5 separate regions of the Mus musculus genome follow, and all the other regions are linked to region 5. A link is a loop called in an ENCODE intact Hi-C map of the cell type or tissue named here. Cell type or tissue: left cerebral cortex. All regions are shown on one strand.

What was found. A loop is a pair of places that touch in the nucleus more often than their neighbours do. Peaks named below come from ENCODE experiments on the same cell type or tissue, not always from the same donor. Only the 100,000 strongest peaks of a DNase experiment are listed, where the experiment ranks them.
Region 1: it touches region 5 in a loop (2.0-fold over the local background); 28 of 42 quality-filtered maps call a loop at or near these places.
Region 2: it touches region 5 in a loop (6-fold over the local background); 28 of 42 quality-filtered maps call a loop at or near these places.
Region 3: a loop joins it to region 5, with 6 times the contacts of the local background. A loop is called at or near these places in 14 of 42 quality-filtered maps.
Region 4: it touches region 5 in a loop (6-fold over the local background); 20 of 42 quality-filtered maps call a loop at or near these places.

The regions. Positions count from the first base shown.
Region 1 is chr4:128,724,801-128,729,800 of GRCm38, forward strand. The region is part of intron 9 of Phc2 (polyhomeotic 2); the gene reads left to right. It overlaps Gm33712 (a long non-coding RNA gene), which reads right to left and starts at 2,735. Exons shown (of 3, transcript XR_003955114.1): 1 at 2,459-2,735; 2 at 437-574. In left cerebral cortex, a CTCF peak has its summit at 2,498; DNase peaks (open chromatin) are centred at 2,737, 3,266 and 4,445; H3K4me3 peaks cover 2,734 bases; H3K27ac peaks cover 2,375 bases.
Region 2 is chr4:128,708,818-128,713,817 of GRCm38, forward strand. Phc2 (polyhomeotic 2) reads left to right here. Exons shown (of 15, transcript NM_001195130.1): 4 at 160-237; 5 at 682-846; 6 at 2,241-2,327; 7 at 3,242-3,542. Among named protein-coding and RNA genes, the nearest start is that of Gm33712, 16 kb to the right of the region's middle. In left cerebral cortex, a CTCF peak has its summit at 2,733 (motif pointing right); DNase peaks (open chromatin) are centred at 2,745, 3,453, 4,331 and 4,752; H3K27ac peaks cover 1,396 bases.
Region 3 is chr4:128,856,388-128,861,387 of GRCm38, forward strand. No RefSeq gene overlaps it. Among named protein-coding and RNA genes, the nearest start is that of Gm33814, 18 kb to the right of the region's middle. In left cerebral cortex, CTCF peaks have their summits at 2,058 (motif pointing left) and 2,713 (motif pointing left); a DNase peak (open chromatin) is centred at 2,036.
Region 4 is chr4:128,611,563-128,616,562 of GRCm38, forward strand. It overlaps Tlr12 (toll-like receptor 12), which reads right to left. Exons shown (of 1, transcript NM_205823.2): 1 at 3,884-5,000. The coding sequence ends at 4,173. Among named protein-coding and RNA genes, the nearest start is that of Zscan20, 4.0 kb to the left of the region's middle. In left cerebral cortex, a CTCF peak has its summit at 1,898 (motif pointing right); DNase peaks (open chromatin) are centred at 1,905 and 4,487.
Region 5 is chr4:128,773,832-128,778,831 of GRCm38, forward strand. It overlaps Zfp362 (zinc finger protein 362), which reads right to left. Exons shown (of 9, transcript NM_001081098.1): 7 at 3,537-3,615; 8 at 3,253-3,411; 9 at 1-806. The coding sequence ends at 690. Among named protein-coding and RNA genes, the nearest start is that of Gm52679, 14 kb to the right of the region's middle. In left cerebral cortex, CTCF peaks have their summits at 866 (motif pointing right) and 3,119 (motif pointing left); DNase peaks (open chromatin) are centred at 858, 3,210 and 3,971; H3K27ac peaks cover 1,056 bases.

The DNA.
Region 1 (5,000 bases), 49 kb before region 5:
TGGGTCTAAGGACCTGAGAGTCCTTTGATTTCCTTTTCTTTTCTTCGGTGACACGCCAGGTCCTCATGCCCACATTTCTAGCCATGCTTCTCTGTGTGCTAACTCCGCATTGATTCTCTTAAAATGGAACTCCCCCACTTAAGCTCACTAATTGCAAATATCAAAAGCTAGCGTCTCCATAAGGCAGGACTTAGGAAGAGGCAGGACTGTCCCCTAGGTACATTGGGGATGATCAGACACTGTGTGCTGAGAACCGTTCCTAACTCCTTCTCACCCATGCTGCCCTCCCCCGAGGGGAGCATCACCATCCTCTTCAGTCTACAGTGGGGACAAAAACCAAGATGGAGCAGCTTGGGGCTACAGAGCTGTGGGAGGGCAGCTCCCTGGCTCCAGCCCCAACCCCCCCCCCCCCCCGTGTGGCAGCTCCTTCACGCACCTTTATTGGGCCTTTTCAATCCAGCAGTGCCTAGCTCTTGGGGTAGTGGATTGTGCCAACCGGAAGCTGGGTTGTTATGCTGCTGGGCTGTTTCTCTGATAGGAGGTGCCGGCTCTCTAGGTCTCCTTGGTCTCCAACCTGTGCTATTAATATTTCGAAGCAAAGTACAATTACTTACTTCTGTCCGGTGATCGTGGGAATTTAGCCCACAGTTCCAGAGAATAATAATCGTTCATAAAGCTATCCTTGAACTTTCTCTGCCAGGCTTTATATAGATCTCTTCCCCGAATCCCAGTAATAGCCCTCGGGAGTCGGGGATTTTATTATCCTCCGTTTAAAGATGAGAAAACTAAGTTGCAGAGTCAGTGGTGGACCAGGAATCTCTTATGTCTGAATTCTGCCATTCATTATGTAAACTCCACTGCACAGTGTGGCTGTGGGTGCATTACAGGAATAAGCATTGCCCTGCTCTCTATTCTAAAACTTAGGAAAGAGCAGCATCCCAGTTCCTTCTGGAATATGTTTTCTTTTACCAACTTGCTGGTGGAGAGGAGCTGCCTAGGATCCACGCGGTGTTGCTAGGATGCTGGTGATCAATATGCTTTCTTCAAGCATAGTTATCCAAAACCCCCTAAATCAGCTGGGATGTGCCTTCCTTTTTCTAGTTGGTCCATAAGCAGTAAGAATAGCATGAGCATCCTGCTCTGGAGGGCCCCGTCTTCCAAGAGAACTCAGCTTTGTACAGTGGAGGCGATTAGCGGCCACCGGAGCCTTAGACACCTGCACGGATCATGCATTTGTGAATGCCCACTCCGGGGCAAAGCACTGTAGGATGGATGGTAAGGCCCTGAGGAATAAGGACTGGTCCCTATCATCACAGCTTAGAGTCTGCTGGAAAAGATGAGCACACGGGAAATTACAATGAAATCAATAATCTGATGAGTGCCACAGGAGGCTCCTGGGCAAGTGCTTTCCAGGTTACAGAGGGGAATGTAACTGCCAAGTGGAGATTAGCAGGCTACATCTCAGAGCGGAAGTGGCATTGCTACAAAGCAGGGGTTGGCAAGCCATAGCCCTCAGGCTATGCCTATTAACTCGCCAATGTTTGTACATTACAAATGCAATGATCAAAATAGTATTTCATGATGTGTGAAAAATACATGGGATTCAGATGTCAGCGTTCACAGTGAAGGTCTGTGGGAACACAGCCACGCTCACATATCCATTATGGCAGCTCTCAGATTCAGCAACAGTGTGCACTGGAAGAGCTGGGACACCCAGCTTAGGCTAGTTCCTTCCTATATGGCTCCTTTCTGAAGAAGTTTGCCAACTGCTGGTCTCTCGACCTTGAAGGATGGGTAAGACTTGGGCTTGTAAAGCCAGGGACAGAGCTTTCCTGGCAGGACAGTGGAAGTTAATTAAGGTGGAGGGCAGAAGAGTGGGCAAGGGCGTGACAGAAGGTGAGTATTTGGTTGCTTATCATCTTCCTATTGAAAACGAAATGTCAGTGTGTGAGAATGAGCAATGTGAATTTTACTGCAAAGAAGGTTTGAAAGTTTGGAAAGTAAAGGGGAAAGGAGAAATGGGGAACGAGGAAGAGAGAGAAGTAAGCCTGCAGGAAGTAGAAAAATGTGGACAAAGTGAAGTTGGGGGTGGGCAGCCTGGTAGAGGCCTGTATGAATGAAGATAATGAACAGATGGGAAAATACTGATACTAGAGAGCAGTCAGGAATTGAGTGATGGGAGTCACTGTGTCCATCCAACAGCTGTTTGAGGATGGTACTACTCTCGTGTCCCTGTACCCCCAGCGCTCCTAGCCTGCTTACTTCGGGAAGGTACTTCGCCAGGACAGTTCAAGCTACAACAGTGTGTTTGGGAAAGAAAACTAACATTTATTGGGCTCCCACTGTGCACCAGGCACTGCAAGCAATTTGTAAATCAGTTAACCCTCACATTAAACCTGGCGGTAGGGATTACGCCTTTTATGGAGGTAGGACTGGGTCCCTTTGGTCATTACTTCACCTCTGATCCTCGCTCCCAGTGGGGAGGATAATGATCACTTGGAGGGTTATTGTGGACAATAAGGGAGAGGGTGCGTGCACTTCGCCCTGACACGCACTAACCCTCAATCATTAAGACTCGCCTCCGAGACCCCACAGTGAGCCACCGGGGCGGGGGTCACAGGCCACGGGTCCCCGGGGGCGCCCCCCGAGCCGGACGCCTTCGAGCCTTCCGGAGGACGCGGGGCGGGGCTCGGGCGCACAAAGGAAGCGCGCGGGCCGCGTCGTCCGCCCCTCCGCCCCGCGCCGCCTAGCCCCGCCCTCGCCCCGCCCCGGCGGAGGCGGCCCGGGAGCCGGTCCGGACGCGCCGCATTGTCTCCGCGGCGCCGCAGCCCTTGAGCTCTCGCCGCAACCCGGCCGTCGCCTGCCGCCCTCCCGGCCCCGCGCCCCGCGCCTTGCGCCCTTTGTCCAGGCCGCCGGGCCCTGCGGTCGGATGCGCCGCGGCAGCCCCGGGCCCCGGCTCGGAGGCTCCCGGCGCGGAGGACGCGGCCCGCCCGGGCCCCCGCTCCAGGCGGCGCCGGGCCCAGGGGCTGCGTAGGCCCCGCCCGGTCAGGCCCGGCCGGGCCCCGGACAGGTCAGTGCTGCCGCGGGGAGGGATCTTGCCGTGCCAGGAACGGGCGCCGCCCTGGGCCTCGCGGAGGCCTGTGGGCCGCGCCGCAGAGCTCGGCCTCCGGGGAGGGCCCGAGCCGCCTCCGCTCCCGCTCGGGGCCTCTGGATCCCAGGGCCCCGCGGGGACTTGTATTGATGGGAAAGGACAAGTTGTTTTGTGCCTGTCCTCTTCCATTTTTAGGAGAGCGTTTTCTCGCCCTCCCGTGCCAAGCGAAGGTATGCTGCGTCTGAGGGCTCTTTACGTTAAATCCGGAATCTTTGAGCGTCTGTTTAAGTTGACGTCCAGAGAGGCAGGTAATGTGCACGGCCAGAATGCGAACTGGTGAAGTTGTCGCCAGAGCGCCTGAGCCCCGATTCCCGCGTCGGTTGCCAGTTTGTACCAGTAGTGAGACCCTCCTGCACCTTAACTGCCGAAGGTTTATCTAGCTTAATACTAACAGTTCCCATCAACTTTCCTTCCCTTTTGGCGCTGTCCGCTGAGCTCACTCTTATTCCTGCTTTACAAATCAATGACAGCTTTACCCTCCGACTTTTCCCATCCTTGATCCTTAATCCCTCCATTAGCATATTAGGCCCAGAGGATCTCTTGGGAAGTGAACTTCCGACCTAATCCTCCCGGCTGTCTGCAATTTTCCTAGGATGGCCTCACTTTAAACTATTCCATCTCCATTGCCTGTCTGTCTCAGCTTTCAGTTTCGGGTTTAGAAAGTAATGTCACTTTCACTATACCAGTGTAATGTTCACCGCACTGTCCTGGCCTTTCTCAGCCATTTGGCCCTGGGGCATTACTGGATAATCCAATTATCATTCACCTGGGGTTTCTCTAACCCCTCCTGACTCAACCCAAATGTTAGAACTGCTAGGATTTCTAGGTCAGTGTGAACATTACAGGCTAATGAAGCAAGGGAATTGTTCCTTGTTCTTGTATGTCTACACACACACACACTGCAGACCTGTGGCACTGCCTGTTGGCTAGCATTTAGATTTGGGTCACCAGGGATACAGGATGTCCCATCATTTTGCCTGTGAAATAGAATGTAGTTTATTAACGTAGTCATCAGGGCAAGAGAGTTTTCTCTTGAATCTTCCCACAGCACATTTTATGGGGCTCCTGCTTTATGTAAAACATTGTTGGGCCCCACAGACTGTTTAATAATAGGTAGCCCCCAACATCCGGATTGTTTGGAAACCTTCAAACTTTTGTCCACAAACTCTTCCCCACCGTTCAGTTCTGTCAGTGAGTGCCAGCCCGGGTAAGGTGGGGATTTGGCTTCTTCACGAGGGTGGCAGGCTCCACCGAGGGTCTGGCAGATGGGGAGTGGTGCTCTCTTGGCACCAGCACTCTCCTGGCACTGGCATATGAGTTCTGCTTCCCTGCTCACCCCGAGATGTTCCCAGGCTTGTCTTTATGCACCACAGAGAGCAGATGTCTTTCCCCCCCCCCCCTGACACTTTAAACTTGAGAAAGCGGGTAGTTTCTTAGTTCACTGTGCTGTGGACGCAGAGGCTGGGGAGTACCCCTTGTCTCACTCCCTCCGCCCCTCCTGTAATTGTTCTCTGCTCATGTGGCTTGGGCATTATTGAATGTTGGCATTTCATCCTGCGGCCACCGCCTAGCCCTTTGCTCTTTTCGGGGTGTTTGTTTATGGCCCGGGGAGTGGAACCCCAGGCCTCAGGCCCTCCCCACTTTCTCCTGGGCTTCGTGTGTCCCTTTAGCTCTGCCAAGTGGGCTTCATACACGGTTTCCTTCCCTGACAGAGAAGAGGAAAACTCCAGCCCCTTCCTTCTGTGACAGAAACAGTTTTCTGGCCACAGGTCTTCAGGCGGTCTCTGTGTGCTCCACACCCTTCATTGGAGGACACCGGTTTAGGAAGGTGTTTTGTTCCAAGTCTGCC
Region 2 (5,000 bases), 65 kb before region 5:
AGTTAATCCTGGCCCTTTGTGAGTCAGGAGGCCAAGCCCGTGTGGATGAGGGCAATGGGGCTGCTCTCCCGATCGCTGTTCAGAGCACTTCCCAGAAAATCGGGGTCCGCAAATCACTGAGGTGGAAGACATTAATGACCAAAGTTTGTCCTTTTCCAGGCAAGCCTGGTGGCCAACAGACAAGGAAGTACTCCCGGTAGCAGTGTGTCCTCACAGGCTCCTGCCCAGTCTTCTTCAGTGAGTATGGTATGGGAATGGCCGGCAGAGTCCACATCCATGGACTGCCTGTTGCCTACGATTCTCCCTACTATCTGGATCCAGCTGTGGGGATGCCTTAGCCATGTAGGGTCATAGCTGGGATCGGTTGCTCCTGCCAGGAAAAAAATGGGTGTGCTCTTTCTAGCTCTGCTATTAACACCCCATCATCTTTCTGGTGTCAAGGCTCAATTGCTAACTGTGCTTGCACCATAGGGTCCAGCCCGCAGCTGTGTGTCCAAGCCAGCTCTGGGGCAAAGTTAGAGGAACCACCCAGAGCCAAGTGCATGAGATGGTCCTAAAGGCCGCCACGTAGGCCATAGAACAGGAGAGAGGGAGGCAAAATACAGGGGACTGCTTGCCTGGCCTCCTGGGACACTGCTAGCCCAGCCTCCTGTTTTCTGATGTGCACATCTCTCTCATCAGCTCAATCTGGCAGCCTCCCCGGCAGCAGCCCAGCTTATCAACCGGGCACAGAGTGTCAATTCAGCCGCAGCCTCGGGCCTTGCCCAGCAGGCCGTGCTCTTGGGCAACACGTCCTCCCCTGCCCTGACTGCCAGCCAAGCACAGATGTACCTCAGGGCGCAGATGGTGAGTATGTGCGTCCTGGGTGTGTTCCTGGACTTCAGGGACACAATCAGGAAAGATAGGAGATTAGAGAAAGGAGCAGAGATCGCAAGGAACCAGGAGCAGGAAGAAGGGGGTGGAAGAAGCCTGAGGGCTGAGTGGGCAGCCGTAGGGATCAGGGAGGGTCAGGTCCAAGATGGAGCCAGGGAAAGTCACCCTACAGTGCCTCCCTTCCCTGCCCATCTCAGAACTAAGTTAGGGAGACGGGGCAGGATGCATGCCCAGGTGGTGCCTAGAACTCACAGGTGAGCAGACAGATTCTAGCTGCTCCACAGAGACGAGCTGGCTCCCAGGACAGTCCTCTCAGCTTGCCCCGTTCTATTTCATGTAGAACATACCTGACCTGGCACTGTCTGCCCCTAAGGGGTCCTTAGGTCTGGGAACAGCAGACTAGGAAGCAACCACGTAACCGTGGTGGGCTCCAACCGACAAGTCCCCGCCCGTGCCGCCCGTGCCGCCCAGGCTGAAGAGAAGCTGGTTTTCTCTTTTACCCATGATGACACCATCCTGAAGACAGCGTAGTCCCTCCCTGCCTTGCTGTTAAGGCCAGAGCATCACACCGGGGGCTGCTCTGATCTTGTTCCCTAGTTTTTCTTCCTGACTCCGAGCTTGTCGCTGCGGGTACTCTTCCCCTTCCCAGGCAATGCCTCAGACAGCATATGACTGGACTTCCATGTCCCCAGCCAACTGGCAGCCACACTCCACTTTACTCTATGTCCCCACTGGGGTCCTGATGCCCATCTGCTGCCCTCTGAGAGCAGAATGTACACAGAGGGAGTGATCCAGGAGGCCCCAGCACTGAGATGAAGGAGGCCCCCTGCCCCGACACCAGCTTATCCACATGCATGCAGAGACAGAGCCACACAGAGGTCAAGGTGCCAGCCAGTGCTGCCTCTTTACCTGCACCCCTCCAGATGAGACGCAGTCACCGTAGCTCCAGGCCATCTCCTTCCTCTGCTGTTGCTGCTTCCAGACTCCCCTCCCCACCCCCGCTGAATCAGAGCTTGACTAGAAAGTGACCACTGTGCAAACCGATTTAATCCTTTTTGAAAGATAATCTTATTCCGATCTAGCCCTGGGGAACAGAGCTATCTTAGACCTGGAAGATCAGCCTATGACAGCTGCCCAAGGTTCCTCCTCACAGGACTGAGGAGACAGTGCCAGATTCTGAGGCAACAGAGTCCCTCAGAACAAGGGTCCCGCTTGCTTAGCCATCCCCTGGCTAAACTGCTCTCCCCTGTGGCTCAGCCTACACTGGGCAGGTAAAAGGTGCCTCGTTCCCTGTGATTCCAGACCCAGCTAGGTAACTTGGTGCAGGTAGCTAGGAGCCTAGGCCCTCTGTTCCTTTGTCCCCTCAGCTCATCTTCACGCCCACGGCCACCGTCGCTACTGTTCAGCCTGAGCTCTGCACTGGTTCCCCTGCTCGGCCCCCTACCCCTGCCCAGGTGAGGACCCCGGGCTCGTGGGTGGGCAGGGGGGTGGGCAGCTCATAGAGGGGCAGGGGTGCTGGCAGTGGTAGGACTCGTCTATGAAGCAATAAGAAAATGGACTCGCTCGTTACCATCCAGCTGGCCTCAGCACCTCTTGGCTCCTCTGAATATAGGTAGGCAGCAGAGAGCACCGTGAGCCAGCACTGAGGGGAGGGGATCAGAGGCAGGGGCATACGGAGAGAAGGAACGGTATGGGTGCTGGCCTCCGGCCTTCTGCTACAGCACAGAGGAGCTATTCTGTGTGAGACGTCTGTGGGAACCTGAGAACGGACCTCTTACTCAGTCTGTCTTCCTACGCCATCTCCAGAAGGGGGACCCAAGCTCGAGGATGGAGAAGCTAGGTTATGAGTCCGGCACTGCCCCCCATTGTCCAGCAGAGGGCAGCAGGGACCAGGCTGAGTAAGCATGCGGCTGTCTTGGAAACGACCTGGCGTTAACCTGACTGTGAGGACAAGCTGAGCCTCTGCTTTGCCTGTCAGTCTTGTTCTGTTTTTTTCCATACCGTGCTTTGCCGCAGTAGGATGCAACGAATCCCGATAGTGTCAGGGGTGGGGAACGAAAGGCGCTGGCTTCCCTGCCCCTGTCTGCCCCAGCCGGGCAGCCCCAGAATTCAGTTCTGATCACTAACCATACTTCCTGTGTTCTTTACAAACTCCACCCACTCCGGGCTTCTCTTTCAGCCCCTAACTACCCACCCCGTGCGTCTCTCTTTCTGGTGTCTCTTCTCTATCTCTCTTTCTCTCACTCGCTCCGTCTAGAAACCATTTTCATGTCTGTAGTCCTGGATCTGCCCTAACTCCCTCTCAGGTGTGTGTTGCTGTTGCCCCGGCCTGCATTCTCTGGACTCTCACGGGGCCCCTCTTTTTCAGGTACAGAACCTGACGCTTCGCACCCAGCAGACACCAGCAGCAGCAGCCTCGGGCCCTCCCCCCACCCAGCCTGTCCTGCCCAGCTTGGCCCTGAAACCCACACCCAGCAGTAGCCAGCCTCTGCCTGCCCCACCACAGGGCAGGACCATGGCTCAGGGTTCCCCTGCGGGTGCCAAGCCTAGTGGGACTGACAATGCGCCAGAGACACTCAAGGCAGGAGATGGTAACTGCAACATGGAGGGCCGGCCAGGGCCTGGCCGGGCAGTTCCTGCTGTGGCTACTCACCCGCTCATTGCACCAGGTAAGGTCCCAGCACGATGAAGTCTGGGTTATGGATCAAGAGAGCCCTCCAAAGCTTCCAAACGTTCCTTCCCATATGTGCGTTAGGACACCAGACTCCCTGTCCCCTCCCAGTCCTGGGGTGTTTGCCAGCCCCAGGCTCCGGTTCATGCTTAGTCTGACTTTAGAAACCACATCCCTAGGGTTAAGCCTTTGCACCGACACAGCCCCGGCTCCGGGAACCGGTCACAGCCTTAGCCCTGAATGGGTGGGGACTGGTAGATGGACTATTTTGGGATCCCCAAAGTTAGTGAAAGGGATGTGGCCAGCCAGAGCTTGGGAGAGCCACAGGCAGAGGAGAGGCAGGAAGCTGACTCTAATCCTTCAGGAGGCCTTGGCTAACTTATATGGGCAAGCTTTCTGACTCCTCTGAGTTCCCAGAGGCTGGGGAGGTAAAGGAGGGTGACACTGTGGCCTGTTCTGTGTCCAAGCTCCGAGCCCCGCAGGAGAGTGGAAGGACCCCCTAACCTCGTGGACAGGAGCCTGGGATCTCCACACTTGAGAGTAAATTTAGAAGATTGGAAAAAAAAAAAAAAGCTGATTGTTTGCTGGGCCCATTCATTCTGCAAATGGGGGTGAATCAGTGGCCTCTGACTAGCCCCCGGCCCTGCCCACTGAACCTCCCAGCACTGGCTGTGAATGAGAAAATCTGCCAAGAGCTCTGGAAGCCTGGAAACAAACTTTCTAGTCGAAGGAAAAAGTGTGAGCAATTCAACAACAGAAGTAAATATAGCAGGGACCATATTGCTTAGATTAAAAACAGTCCCTGTGGCCAGCCACCAACCCTCATCCTCACCCACGCACGCCACTGAGAATCCAGTAGACGCCACACGGTCTCTGAAGTTTTCTTGAGAATCTATGACTACATTAAAACCAAGGTGATCAGGCTGGGGTGTAACTTGGTGATACAACAATACTTACCTAGAATATGTGAAGCCCTGGCTTTGATGCCCACTGTCACCAAAAAAGGTTAAAAAAAAAAAGTCAACTTATGCTTTCTTACCTAAGAGAATATACAGTTAAAAGCAAATCCATTCAGGCTTTTAATCCATTGTAGGTGTGGCAGGCACAGATAGTCAACTCAGTACCAGGCAGCTGACTCTGGGGTGCTGTCTCTCAGAGGATGCACCTGAGTTTTTTTATGTAGCCCAGGCCAGCCTGGAACTCCCCATCTTCCTGTCTCAGCCTCATGAATACTGGGGTACAGGTATATGCCAACACAGCCAGCTGGCACCCGAATCTTGAAGAATGAGCAGCAGTAGCCCGGCACACAAGTAGGGGTAGGCACCCTAGGCAGACTGAAGGAAGCACAGGCCAAGCGCATGAATACGAGTCATTTCTTCACCGTTCGGAGACTTCAGAAGTCACCCAGGACAAAGGACAGGTTAACTGACTTGCATAGGTCCTACCTGAGCTGAGA
Region 3 (5,000 bases), 83 kb after region 5:
CCACTAAGTGCCACTCTTCTGTTTCGGTTCCTGCCTTGAATTCCTGCCCCTGCTTTCCTGGATAATGGATTACAAGCTATAAACGGAACTAAACACTTTTCTCCCCAAATTGCTTTTGGTCATGGTGTTTATCACAGCAATAGAAACCATAACTAAGATATCATGAAGTCCATAAGTTAAAAAAACTTGCAGGTATGTGCAGCCTTGGGAAGACCATGGCTTGAGGGGTGAACAAAGGCACCCCAAACCCTCAGACATTCTTCATCTTTATTGTGGCTCATGGATACCAGGTATCCCGGGTCTCTGAAGGAAGCTTGCAATGTTTTTTTTTTAATATTTTTTTAAAGATTTATTTATTTTATGTATATGAGTTCACTGTAGCTGTCTTCAGACACACCAGAAGAGGGCATCAGATCCCATTACTGATGGTTGTGAGCCACCATGTGGTTGCTGGGAATTGAACTCAGGTCCTCTGGGAGTTAGTGCTCTTAACCCGCTGAGCCATCTCTCCAGCCCCTTGCAATGGTTTTTTATGAGTGTCGATGGTGGTCCAGATAGCCAGACTCCCAAGGCCTCTTCTCTCACCTTCCTAGACCTCTTCCAATCAGTGGCACCTTCATGCACACCAAGATGCCCGATATTGGGTACAGAACAACCAGTGTTATGGGGGTCCCAGAGGACAGGTCTTGCCTTCTGGAGTGAGTAGAGGACTTTGACTTATTACTGTGACCTGGAGCAAGCAGCAGAAACCTGCACATTTCTGTCACCTCACCTGGCAGTCACCTAGGAGAGATGGTAGACCTATCAATCACCTAAGTGGGATTTGATGAAAGAATGTTCTGGAAGAGCTAAGTAGGAGGCGAACAGCATAGCAGCTGTCTGTAAACAGCAGTAGTTGCTGTCATTATCAATATAAGCAAGAGAACAGGAGTCTAGATCCGTTCAGGCCTGGGATGGAGGGGAGGGAGCTGCAGCCACACCCTCCCTCCCCTACTCTGTGGGGAGCCCTGAGGAATGAGTTACTTCTCAGCTGCTGGCCCCTGCCCCCACAAGGCCCACATATCATTCCAGCCAGCCCTTCTCTGCTGCCACACTGGTGAGTCTAGTAACTCTGAGGCAAGTGTCTCAATGTCCCTTGAGCACAGTTGCCATTCCTCTGTGTTCCCTTCATGAGCCAAGTGAGGGCCCCCTTGGGCCTGCCTTACTCCTAGCCTGAGGGAGAGGCAGGGTTACCCTAGCTAGAAAATGGCTCCCCATCCCTCTATCAGACCTGGAGTGTAGCAGTGTTGGGGGAACAGCAGGGAAGACAAAGGAAGGAGACGACCCCTCCCCTTGCTCTGAATTAGTCTTAGATAACTCTTGTTCCAGGGCAGGAGTGGCCTTAGGGTCTGTGGACCTAGAGATGAGGCTGCGAGGGACTGGACACCCCTAGAGTTTCAAACTGAGCCTGGTGCTTTCAGACTTCCATCTTTTTTTGGCAAAACTGCTGTCCACTGGGCCCCCAGGTAGAACATCCGGCAGCCCGTCAGAATCTGACCATTAGATCCCGATGGTCCCTCGCTCCCAAGCCTCTCCCATAGTGTGGGTCCTCACAGGCCTACTAACCTGCACTGTTTAACTGTTTAGCCCACAGGGAGTCTGTTTAGACACAGAAGCCTCAAATCTAGTCAGGCTGGGAAGGAGCACTGCCTCACCTCCACAGCAGAAGCTGATGCGTCTAGGCTCCAGCTCTCTCTCTCTCTCTCTCTCTCTCCCTCTCCCTCTCCCTCTCCCTCTCCCTCTCCCTCTCCCTCTCCCTCTCCCTCTCCCTCTCCCTCTCCCTCTCCCTCTCCCTCTCCCTCTCCCTCTCCCTCTCCCTCTCCCTCTCCCTCTCCCTCTCCCTCTCCCTCTCCCTCCCCCCCCCCTCTCTCTCTCTCTCATACACACACACACACACACACACACACACACACACACACACACACACACACACACACACACAGATGCAGGTCCCTCTGATCTGAAAGTGAATCTTGCCCACTGCTGCCCTCCACTGGCCAGAGACAGAGTTGCTTCAGTCTCTTGGGAATCTGACTTCCAGACATATGGTTTGCCTCAAGGGACCCTAAGATACCTGATACTCTAAAGTTAAATCCTTAATAAACAAAGAGCTCTTAAAAAGCAGTAGGATGGAACATCTCTGCACATGCTTTTAATCCCAGCACTTGAGGGGCAGAGGCAGGAGAATGTCTGTGAATTCCAGGCCAGCCAGGACTACACAGATAAATCCAAAAGAAAAATGAAAGCAGGTAATAGACATAGTTCATTGGCTCATGCTTACATTCTTCCAGTCCCTCACCCACCCCCACCCACCCCCGCTCTCGTTTTCTCTCTCTGTCTCTGTCTCTCCCCCTCCCCACTCTGTGTGTGTGTGTGTGTGTGTGTGTGTGTGTGTGTTCAGGTCTGAGTCCAACTCAGCACTTGAGAGGCAGAGGCAGGACAATCTCTGGCATACATCTCCACACATCATGCACACATATAACAATAAACGAGTAAGTAAGTAAATGGTGGATTGACTAGGGCTGGAGAGATAGCACAGCAGTTGGGAACACTAATTCTCTTGCAGAGACCCTGAGTTTGATTCCCAGCATCTTCTTGAGGTTGCTCCCAATTGTGAATAACGCCAGCTTCAGGGGATCCAGCGCCCTCTGCTGGCCTCTGCTGGCACTGCACTCACATGCACATACCCACACACAGACATGCATACATGGGTAATTAAAATAGAAATATTTCCCAAAAAATGCCAAAAGACTCAGTGGACCATGGAAAGGGGACATGGAGTTGGGAAGGAGAACTGACACAAGGAGGGTATGGGAGGAGTTGGAGTGGCGGGGGTTGATATGAACCAAATACATTGTATGCATATTATGAAATTCTCAATGAAATTTTAAAATGCCAATGGAGGGACAGCAGAATGTCCCCACAGGTAAAGGAGCCATGGAATCTGATGACCTGAGTTTGATTCTCAAGGCCCATGTAGTTAAAGGAGAGAAATGACTCCAGCAAGCAGTCTTTTGACGTCCGCATTTGTGCTTGCTTCATACACACACACACACACACACACACACTAAATAAAAATATTTTAAAAGGTTTTTTAATGAAAGAGGAAAGACATTTAAAGATGTTCATTGTGGCAGTGTTGAGAATCTTACACAAGAAAGTAGAAGCCACTCGACATAAAGCTGTAAACCCGTTGTGACGGTGCATACATCCAATCCCAGCACTTGGCAGGCTGAGACAGGAGGATCATGAATTCAACCTTGGCTACACACAGAGACACTCTCTCAAAATCAAAAAAAAATCACAGTCTAAGGTGCTGGGGATCACAATATGAAGGAGATGTAATCTACCTAGCTCCTGTTATATTTTTTCATCATTTCACATTTAATTTATGTTTCTTAATACTAAAACTGAGTTTCTTTTAAATAGCATATACTTTTTAAATCTTAAAAATTTTCAAAAGTCAGTCCCTCTTTTTAAAAAATTATTCAATCTGAATGTCTCTGCTTTTAGATTGAAGTCTTTAGGCCTTTTGCATTTAATATAATTTTACTATTTTGTTTCTACCTGTTATTTTTATAAAGATCTATTTATTTGTATGTGTGTGTGTCTAAGTGTGTGCACATATTTATATGCAGGTCTGAATGTGCCTGTGCACACTCACAAGGCCAGAAGAGAGCACTAACTGTTCTCTTCAGTCTCTCTCCATCCCTGAGTCGGGCTCTCTCCCTGAACCTGAGGCTTGCACGTTCCTGGCTAGGCTGGAAGCCCAGAGGACCCAGTGACCTTTCTGTCTCCGTCTCCGTCTCCCTGGGTCACAGGCCTGTGCAGGATGTCTGGCTTGCTATGTAGACGTCAGACTTCCAACTCCAGTTCTCACGATTCCACAGCAATCTCTCTTAGCCAGCCAGCCTTCTCTCTGGTCCCTCCTCTTGTCCTCTGTTCCCCTTTCTCTTTTTCTGACTTCTCTGGGCTTTCTATAATTATATTAGATGTTATGTGTTGGCTTCCTAGTTAGGTCAGTGTGATTCTAGGAGTTGCTTTATGTATACACTATATACATTAGCACCACAGCGATATCATACCGCTTATCAGGAGTGTAAGAACTAGGGGGTGGCTGCTCTTCCAGAGGACCCAGGTTCAATTCTCAGCACCTACATGGTGGCTCATAATTGTAACTCCAGTTTCAAGGGCTCTGATGATCTGATGCCCTCTAATGGCCTCTATGGACAGTATACACACACACACACACACACACACACACACACACACACGTGTGTGCGCGCGCGCGCGCAATGAGAGACACAGAGAGAGACAGAGACAGAAAGAAAGAGAGAGCTAAAAATAAATTTAAAGAGTGTAAAAGTGCATGACAGTGTGCCCCCCTGTGCCCCACTGTGCCCCAATGGCTTCTGAGCTGCTGACACATATCTTTTCTCGACTTAGAACACTGCAGTCATCAAGCATTATTATGCAACTTTGAATAGTTCATTGTATTTTAAAGTGATTTAAGTAACTGGAGCCGTTCTATTTTGCCCACACAGTTATTACTTCCGTTGGCTTATTATTTCTTTATGTGGATCTAGCATCCCATATTCTCCTGTTTGAACAACTTCCTTTAACATTTCCTGTAGGGAAGTATTCTCATGTACAAAGCACTAGGGTGCCGTTCCCCAGCACCATAGACACAGAGACAAAAATAATTAAATAAGTAAAATATGAAGATAACTAGAATTTTCCTCCTTTTTATTATCTAGTGATTTTTATATGATGCTAGGTGTTGTCAATTTCATTTGCCTTCTTGGGTACTGGATTTTTTTTTTATGCTATAAACGTTGGCTTTATTCTAAACCTGGTTGAGTGATTTAGGAATAATTTGGTTCTTTCTGACTTGCTCTTATCATGTTTGCCAGGATCAGCATTTAAACACAAGGTAATTTCCCTGTTGCTGAGGCCCAAGA
Region 4 (5,000 bases), 160 kb before region 5:
TGCCCTTTTTGGAGCATTCTCCACCCTGATTACTAGAGTGAGGGTCTCTTACTGAACTGAAGGATCCAGCTAGGTTAGCTAACCCATGAGCTCTGGGAATCTGCCTGTCTCTGCCTCCCCATCCCACTTGCCAGTACAGGCGTTACCTATGGCACTGACACTCCTGGCTTTTATATGAATGCTGAGGACCTGAACTGAGACCCTTATTGAACATGTGGCAGGTACCTTATCAATTGTGCTACCTCCCTGTGGTGACTTGAATATCCTTGGCCCAGGGAGTGGCACTATGAGGAGGTGTGGCCTTGTTGGAGGAAGTGTGTCACTGTGGGGGTGGGCTTTAAGACGCTCTTCCTAGCTGCCTGGAAAGAGTCTTCTGTTTGCCTTCAGAACAAGGTGTAGAATTCTCAGCTCCGGGCTGGTGAGATGGCTCAGTGGGTAAGAGCACCTGACTGCTCCTCCAAAGGTCCAGAGTTCAAATCCCAGCAACCACATGGTGGCTCACAACCATCCACAACAAGATCTGACGCCCTCTCCTGGAGTGTCTGAAGACAGCTACAGTGTACTTACATATATTAATAAAATAAATCTTTTAAAAAAAAAAGAATTCTCAGCTCCTCCAGCGCCATGCCTGCCTGGATGCTGCCATGCTTCCAGACATGATGATAATGGACTGAACCTCTGAACCTGTAAGCCAGCCCCAATTAAAGGTTGTCCTTTATAAAAGTTGCCTTGGTGTATGGTGTCTCTTTATAGCAATGGAAATCCCAAACTAAGATACTCCCCTAAACTGCTAAGGCTTCAGTTTCCTCGTCTGGAGAATGGGTGTAATAATACTGAAATCTTCCTTTGAGTGTTGTTGGGAAAAAAATATGCAAAGTTTGTGAAGAGCTTGTCTCCCTCCTGGCGTTCATAAGGTTGAACGACTACTGGCTATTATTTCTATTGAGACCCATGAAACTTGAGCAAATTTGACAGTAGCTAGCATTGGGAAAGGGCTCACTACGTCAGCTAGTATTGCATTTGGGGGAATTCTACATCTTAGTTTTAGTAACTCACTTCAAATTCCTTAGCTAGAAATTATATTCTAGCCGGGCAGTGATGGCGCATGCCTTTAATCCCAGCACTTGGGAGGCAGAGGCAGGCGGATTTCTGAGTTCAAGGCCAGCCTGGTCTACAGAGTGAGTTTCAGGACAGCCAGGGCTACACATAAAACCCTGTCTCAAAAAAAAAAAAAAAAAAACTAAAAAGAAAAAAAGAAAGAAAAGAAATTATATTCTGACTTGTTTTGTTTTGTTTTATTTTGTTTTTTGAGATAGGGTTTCTCTGTGTAATCCTGGCTGTCCTCGAACTCATTCTGTAGACCAGGCTATCCTCAAACTCAAGAGATCCACCTGCCTCTGCCTCTGCCTCTGCACCACTGCCACCCGGCTTCTGATTCATTGCTTAATATATCAGTGATTTACTTAGCGTATGTAGTGTGCTGGTATTAACAGGTTACATTAGTACACCTTGTTCAATTGTTCCCGAAGCTCTGTGAGGTTGGTACTGTTACCCCATTTTATGAAAAGGATGGAAGCTTAGAGATATAAATAAATTAGCCTGCTCAAAATCATATGCACAGTAAGTACCAAGGCTGGAATTTGAAATCCTAAAACCCCAGAAGTTACATTGCTTGCTGCCTGACATTTCATGAAGAAGAAGCTAAGGACTTGGGTAAACATTGACACCGTAAGGAGGGCTGAGTGGGCTGAGTGTGTTGGATAGAGTGTTTGCGTCTGAAAGTGGAAAGACACTTTTGCAGGGACCTGTGAGACCTCCACATCAGCCATTCTATCCTAAGGAGCTGAAACAAACGGAGCTAGTGCGCAGAAAGAGAAATATGCTATTAGGTCACAAGAGGGCGCACCTCACCCTAAATCCAGCCTGGGATTGTAAGATGTCTCTTTGCCTTTGTCTAATTAAAACCTAGCCTTTTAGAAGTGGAAATTTAAAAAAATAAAATAAAATAATCCCTAAGAGACCAAATCCCAGCCAGAATAAACCTCGGGTTCTGCCTGTTTTGGCGGCATGCTGCATTTGCCAATGTGAATCTTTTCCGCTGACAGGACTAGGCTCTGAGGATAAAGACATCAGTCTTCGTCTTTGCTTCAGGACCCAGTCTCCAAACTCACAGGATCAAGTACTCCTAGCCGTAAAACACACTTCCAGGGCACATGTTTCCAACATATGAGTATTTGCTTATAAATGATACAAATGTAGTAATATAAAACATCGTTTTAATTTTTTTAGGATTCTTATTTTTTTAATTACGTGCATGTGTTAAGTCTGGCATGTTCACATGAGTGCCAGTATACTCTGAGACCAGAAGAGGACGTCAGGTTCCCTGGAGCTGGAGTTAGAGGTGGTAATGAGCACCTGCCCCAAAGTGAGTTGCTAGTGCAAACTCAGGTCCTTGTCAAGAACAGTATGGATTATTATCATCGAATATAGATTATGAATTCAGTCCCGTAATAATAAACTCCTATTGAACACATGTGTGATAAACTGGGTGGTTTTCTTATTCTTTCAATCACATTAACCCATTTAAGTCTCACAAAATACTGGGGGTGGGGGGTGGTGCTATTCCATTTTACAGAGCAGGAAACTGAGGTACAAACTAACATACGAAAGCCACATAGTTTAAAAAGTAGGCAATCTAGCTTCAGAGATAGGTACGATTTTGAAGAGAAAAAGAAAAATAAAGCTGGGCCAGATAATCCACACACCCATAATCCTGGCACTGGAAATTCGGAGGCAAGAAGATTGGGAGTTCGGAGCCATCCTCGGTTACTTAGAGAGATCCAAAGCTAGGCTAGGCTGGGGTTCGGGGTGAGAGGAGGAGAAAAAGAGAAAAATCTTAATATAGTACTTTCTTCCAAAATGCTGTCCCAGGCTGGGAGCTCAGCACAGACCTCTGGAGAAAGCGACTGATGGCTGAGCTTAACCTTACAGGCTGTTGTGCAGGTGCTCAGGGAAAGGTGTTGTTCGTAAGGAAGCAGAATGTGCAAAGGCCCGGGGGCGAGGGTTCTCGAGAGCGAGGTGCTCTGGGAGCCACACGTGGCTGGTGCCATACAGCTGGAGCATCCAGGGTGACGGTGTTTCTCTGAGGCTCAGGAGGATGCACTACATGAGAACACAGCTTCATGTGTTCCCGGAAGGAGAAATGATCTGTCTGCCTCCCAGTTGTTTGGACCTCAGCTGTCAACTCTGTCATAGCCTAAAGTCACCTGAGAGGAAAATCGCAACTGAGAAATTGCCTAGAACAGATTGGCCTGGGGGTATGTCTGTGGGAGGACTTGTCTTGATTGTCATTTGGAGAAACACATCCAGTGTTAGCCACACCAATCCTAGGCAGTGGCCTTGAACCCGATAAGAAAGCAGGCTGAGCATAAGCCGGCTCGCAAGTGGCACCTCCATGGTTCTTGCTGTACTTCTTGCCTGTGAAGTGAGCTCCTTGGTTGGACGATAATGCTGTGTGAAATAACAAGCAAGCCTGCCTTGAATTTCTGCCTTGACGTCCCACTTCGACAGAGTGCAACCTGAAATTGTTGAGGAGGGGACCACAAACAAACAAATAAAAACCCTTTCTTCCTTTAAGTTGATTTGGCCTGGGTGTTTTATCACATGCACAGAAGTGAAACTAAACAGCCTCTATGGCACTTGATGCAAAAAGACCCACTGGCGCACGAAGGTCAGGCTGAACTTGACCTGGCCCCAAGTTCTGTAGCTTAGGAAAGCCTTCCCTCCTTCCTAGCGTGCCCATGAATTTCCACCTTCATTTCCCGCTTTGCTTTCTGCCCCTTGCATTTCTACTAAATAAAAAGTTCAACCATGCCACGCATTTCATGAATTTAGCAAGTTTACTGAGGATTTGAAGATCTTGGGAATGTCACATACCCCGCGGACACCTTCCATCTCTCAGTTTTCCTCATTCAACCTCCAGGCCCCCCAAAACCTGTGTTCACAGCACGTGGATTCCTGCGCTGCAAAAGGCTGACTTCAGCCTCTTAGACCCACTGTCCCCGACCCTGCACCTACAAACACACCAACTCCTTGACAGGCAGGCTTGCTTCCCTTCCCCCAACCCCACCCCAAAATTCACATGCACCACCCCACACCAGTGCTGGCTATGGCTACCCTAGCCTGCTCCTCAGCCAAGTCCAGAACCCACTCTTTCTCTCCTCTTCCTCGGGCCACAGACAGTAGTCTCCTCTTCGAAGCAGCCGAGCCAGTCTGTGGTAACCCGGAAGCTGGTGCCGAGAAATGGGTTCCAAGAAGACTAGCAGCAACACTGGAGGGGACGGGGCAGCCAGGAGGAGAGAGGTGGCCAAGCGGAGCTCCAGGCGGCATCGGGGGTTACACAGGGCCTGCCCACTCAACACGCAGAGTGTGGTACGGCTGCTCAACATGCTATCTACCACATTATCAACTACATCCTTACCAGGCTCAAAGTCACGCTCGGGGAGACAGAGGCGCAGGCCCAGGCCAGCTGGAAGGAAGCCCTCCAGAGCAGGCAGAAGTTCCTCTATCACCCAGCCCTGGTCTTGCCTGCAGTGGGACACGAATACATCAAAAAGGAACCTCTTCCCCTTGTCTCCCTTACCCCTCAGACCCTGGAGCCAAACCCTGAACAAGGCCTGCAGGTAGGGGATCCAAGAGTTCCTGGCTTCTTGGAGGAGAGGCAAGGCAATTAGCATGAACACCAAGGCAGAACTAGCCAAAAAGAGTTTCAGCTCCAACGTCTGGGGGCAGTGGTCCCAGAGAAAGGAGGGAAGGGAACCCCTAGCAGAGAGCCTGTCTTGTCCTGGACATAAGCGATTGTCTCTTATGTATATGTACGTTTTAGTGGACCGCTTAACCCATGGCTCCATCCACGCATTGGCACAGTGGCAGGCCAGGTTTGACTCCAGAATGTATATATAGTGGGGCATCTGAGGGCTGTACTCCCTCAGACTGTCCTG
Region 5 (5,000 bases):
CAACCCATTCCCTGGGCTTGCCACCCAGCCGTCACTGCACCCTTTGGTCCCGCGGGTCTCCAGACCTCTCTCATTTCCGTGCCCTAAAGCCAGGCAGGCCTGGCAGCTGCTGTGCCCTCTGCTCACGAAGGCTAGGGCAAAGCTCAGGCAGTTTGACTGGGTGACGGGTGAAGGGCTCACTCCAGCTGTCTCCTGTCTCCTCCCACCTGAGGGAGGGTGTCCCCTTTGACGTCCAGAACCCCAGGCCTCCCCTCAAGACCTGAGGTTTTGGCCAGAGAAGTTCCCACGCTGCCCTCTGGTTCTCTGTATCCGTCTGTCCAGTCCTTTTAATTTCCCGTTCTTAGCAGCACCAACATTCTGGCCAATAAATATCCTTTTTGTTATTTCCAAAACAAACTTAAAAACAAGAAACAGTGAAGCAAGTGAGGGAGGGGGAACAAAAAGAAAACCCAACAGACAGGTTCAAAGTGCTCTGAGATCGTCTTTGGATGCCACCAGAACAGTCCAGAATCTTGCAGTTGGCCTGGCTGCCAGGAGCCAGCCAGGGAGGGCTTCTGTGGACCAAGCTTTCTGGCAGGTTTGGAAGGTTGTGAGAGAGCTTGGTGGTTCCTGGAGGCCCCAGCGGGAATTAGGCTGGGTGCTGCCTGGGTCTGTGTCTGCCAAGTGGGCGGGGCGTCGCCGCAGGTGGCTCAGATCAGAGAGATTCGCACCGGGATGCCGGGGGACTCGGTCCTCTGGGGTGAGTGATGGCTCACCAGGTGTTCCACCACTGTGTGTTTGGACATGTGCTTCATCAGGTAGGTCTCCTGTGGGCAGAAGGAATATGCAGAAGCCATCACAACAGAGGCTGTAGTTCCAAAATCAGCCACTAGAGAGCAGCTCACTGAAGCCACAGCCTTGGAGCTCAGGTGGACCTTGGAATGGGTTCTAAGGGTTCTATTGATTTAGGGTGATCTTTGCTTTGCTGGAGTTCAGTCCTACACAGTGCTTGCTGGAGGGGTGGACAAGGCTGACTGGCAACTTCGCTCACCCTCAACAGATTCCACCCAAGCCCTGCAATCTCCAGCTCTGCTCGCCATTCCAACCTATAACTGTGTGTTCCCTGTGGGGTTGAGGCAGAGGCCTGGCAGGAGTTGAGTTCTGCCATTTCTTAGCATCAGGGCAAGTCATGTCCCCCAACCTGCTCCCAAGCCTTCATTTCCTCCTCTGTAAGTAGGAGCTGTCTCTAGAGCCCTACGGGGACACTCCTTCCCAGTCTTAACATTTTATTCCAGTTGGAAGCAGGAGTCCAGGTCCCTGTAAACCTCCAGGTGACCCTCTCTTGGGGGTAAAGCCACACCCGAGTCATCCTATTCCCCACTTGCCCTGCCCTGAGGCATCATCACTGGATCGGTGAGGTGACCTGGGCTGTCTGTCTGCATGCCCACATCTTCCATTGGCTCTGGCCAAGAGCAAGGTAACATACCCTGTCCCTGGCTGCCACTCAAGAGAGGTCGCCAGGCAGAGACTGAGAGAGTCTAGGAATGTGGCAAGGTGCTACACAACCCAGAGGAAGCAGTCAGCAACAGCCACAACAGAAACCAGTTTCCAGTGAGTACAAGGTAAGGAGAGAGGTGAGGCAAGCTGGGCCCTAAAAGACACTGACACAGGCTGCAGTGGTTTGGACAGGAATGGCCCCCACAGACTCATGTGTGTTAATGCTTGGCCTATGGGGAGTGGCACTATTGGGATACGTGGCCTTGTTGGAGGAAGTGTGTCACTATGGGGGTGGGCTTTGAAGTCTCCTATGCTTAAGCTACACCCAGTGTGGCACACAGTATCCTTCTGCCGCCTGTGGATCAAGACGTAGAACTGTCAGCTCCTTCTCCAGCACCATGCCTGCCTGTGTGCCGCCATGTTTTCCGCCATGACAATAATGCACCAAACTTCTCAACTGTAAGCTAGCCCCAGTTAAATGTTTTCCTTTATAATTGTTGCTGTGGTCATGGTGTCTCTTAACAGCAACAAAACCCTAATTAAGACATAGGATAATATAGGAATATTATTTGGGTCTTGCTCTTTAAAAATAAATTCTATAAATAAAAATATGGCATTTAGGAGACAAATAAATATGTCTATGCTGTCTGGGTACTGGACAATGGGCCTCTGAATAAGGGTTATAGAGATATTATGGGTATGTTTTTAAAAGGAGCCATGGCCCTTTGAGACATAAAGCTTTTACAAACAAAATAATAGCGTGTCTGGATTTTGCTTCAGAGAGCAGGGGCTGAAGACAGTCAGCGACGTGTACGACGAGAAAACACAAGGACTTGACCATGGACTGAAACCTCCATATCCCAGAGCCAAAACAAACCGTTCATCTTCTAAATCCACCGTCTGCGGTATTCTGTTACCATGACAGAAAGCTATTATGTACCCCTTCCTCAAAAGACCTTATTATTTGGACTGTCCCCAACTTTGTCTCCTCAGACTCTTTACCGTCTCTCAAAATACTCGCTCTCAACAAGAAAAGAGGGCTGCCCCTCCAGGGTCACATGCAGTGTCTGGATGCTTCTGGTGACCTCATCTTGGAGAGGAGAGGTTGCTACTGGCACCCAGTGGGTAGATACAGAAGTTCTTTAGCATCTTACCAGACACAAGGAAGTGTCCCGCCCCAGAGGAGCCTCCTGCTCAGGGTCCCTGGGGCTAGATCTGAGCAGACAGCTCTGCTTTGAAACATTAAGCACTACCTGTCCGTAAAAGCTTACCTGTGATAATGTATTTAATCCCTGCCACCATCAGTAGTCCCTAAAGTCCCTATCTGATCTGCGTTTTCTGTCTCCTTAGTGTCTGGCTCAGTGGTCAGTGAACACTAACGAATGAGTCACTGGCTAGCTGATATGCCTGTTAGCCAGTAGCCCTGAGAATAACCACTCGATAGCGGGAGGAGACAGTATTACTCGTGAACACTCTTGGCTATGGTGGTGTTCCCAGAACAGTCAAAGGGCTAGAAGCGTGCGCATAACTGAGTTACTTGAGTATCCAAGGCTCTCCACTGGAGGATTTTCCCACCCAGGAACCATCTCTGGTCCCCTTTCTCTGAAGGATAGTCGGCTCTGGCTATGGGACTGTGCCCCCTGCTGGACTTGGCGGGTATTGCAGCTGTCCCAAGTAGGAAGCGTGGGCTGAGACGCTCCTAGGCTAAGAAGAGAATCCCAGGCCCACAGTCCTGCCCCTAGGCTTTGGAACTTGGTGCCAGGCAGCAAGACTCACCGAGGTGTAGGCCCGCCCGCACATGCTGCAGCAGTAGGCCTTGGCGTGCTTGATGGCATGGGCAGAGAGGTGGATCTGGAGGGAGGCGGAGTCTGAGTAGGCCCGGTAGCAGTTGGGACATTTGTAGGGCTTGTCCTTATTGTGCTGGCGCTGGTGAGACTGTAAAGAGCACGGTAAGGGGCTGTGAGGCGCTGACTCTACCCCACATCCCACCCCCTTTCTTGGGCCCCTGAAAGGGGGTGTGCGCGGGTGGTAGTGGGGGGTGGGTGGGGTGGGGCACTCACCTGGAGGTTGGAGAGCTGAGTGAAAGCCTTTTCGCAGCCAGGATGCGGGCACTTGTATGGTCTGTCGCCTGTGTGGATTCTGCAAGAGCATGCCCAGTGAGGGAGTTACCCCTGCCACACCCCACAGCAGTTCCAGCCCCCAGCCTGGCCGCAACTACACCTCTGCTGCTGGAGTACTCTCTCTCCAGCCTTCAACTTGCTTTCTCTGGTGGTCAAGAGTAGGCCCCAAACAAGAGCTAGGGCCTGCAAAGGCCGCCAGCATCTTCTCTGGACTCTGCGGCTGGTCTGAACACAGTTTCCCACTCCCTCGGATCCCTGTGACAGCCTACAGTCTCGGTTCTCTCGGCTCCCTCCGTGAGAGGGAGACCTCTCTGGGTTTTATTCTCTGCCATCTCCCCAGGGTCTGACATAAGCGCAATAGACAGCTGGGAACTACAGACGGTGAAGGCTCCTCATCTCTAAAGTTAGCCACTGACAGCAGAAATAAGATTCATATAAGATTCAGGCTCTTGCCCGAGGGTGTTGCTTGACTGTTGGTTGGCTGCCTACCGTGTGGTCCTCCAGGGACTTGGGCTCTTCCATAGGAGTGCATCAAACCTCTTCACCAGCAAACTACCCGCTCTGGCCTCTGAGCACCCAACTGTTCCAACTGCTCAGCTTCCTCCGTAGGTCTTCAGTCTCAGTAGCCTCCTGACTTCAGCTATATGATATCATCCCTGGGGCCTGCCCTTGTAGTGTCCTGGCTCAGAAACCCCCACTATGTCCCTGTTTGTCTGGAACAGGGTCCCCAGCCCTTATCCTAGCATTCAGGGCCGGCCCACATTCTGCCTTAGTTTCTGAGACCTCCTCTCTGTCCCTGATTTCTGTATTACATTCCCTTCCCTGGCACACATATAGCCTTGAGCCTCAGGAAGGCCTCTGCCATGTCCACACACACTGGCCTTGTGGCTCTGGAATCATGGAAGGGATCCCCTTGGTCCAAGGCCTGGCCCCTTCTACTGACTTATCCCTGTATGAGGCTGCCAGCTCAGGGACACCTCAGAAAGATATTTAAGGAGGGTAGCTATTGGACAAAGGACTGGACTGCTGCCTGTTCCCACTACCCACAAAGCTCTCAGTTTCCAGCCCTGAATGTCAGGCCATGCCTATCACCAGGATCCTGTTCCTAGCATCTTCCTGCTAGCAGAGCTTACAGCCTTGGCTCCCCCATCTGTAAGATAGGATGTTCAGTTTGACCTCGGGCCAGTCCCTCTTCAAACACAAGAAAATCCAGCAGAAACAGGTATGCTGCCTGCCCCCCAACCCCCGAAATCCCATGATCCCAGCTCCATGTGGGGACCTCAAAACCAGACCTGCTGTCTTACCTAATGCTTGCCCTCCATACAGCCCTAGCAGTGCAGATCCAGACACACACCCCCTTCCTCCTGAAGCCCAGGCCATGTAGTGAATCACACTTCCACTACT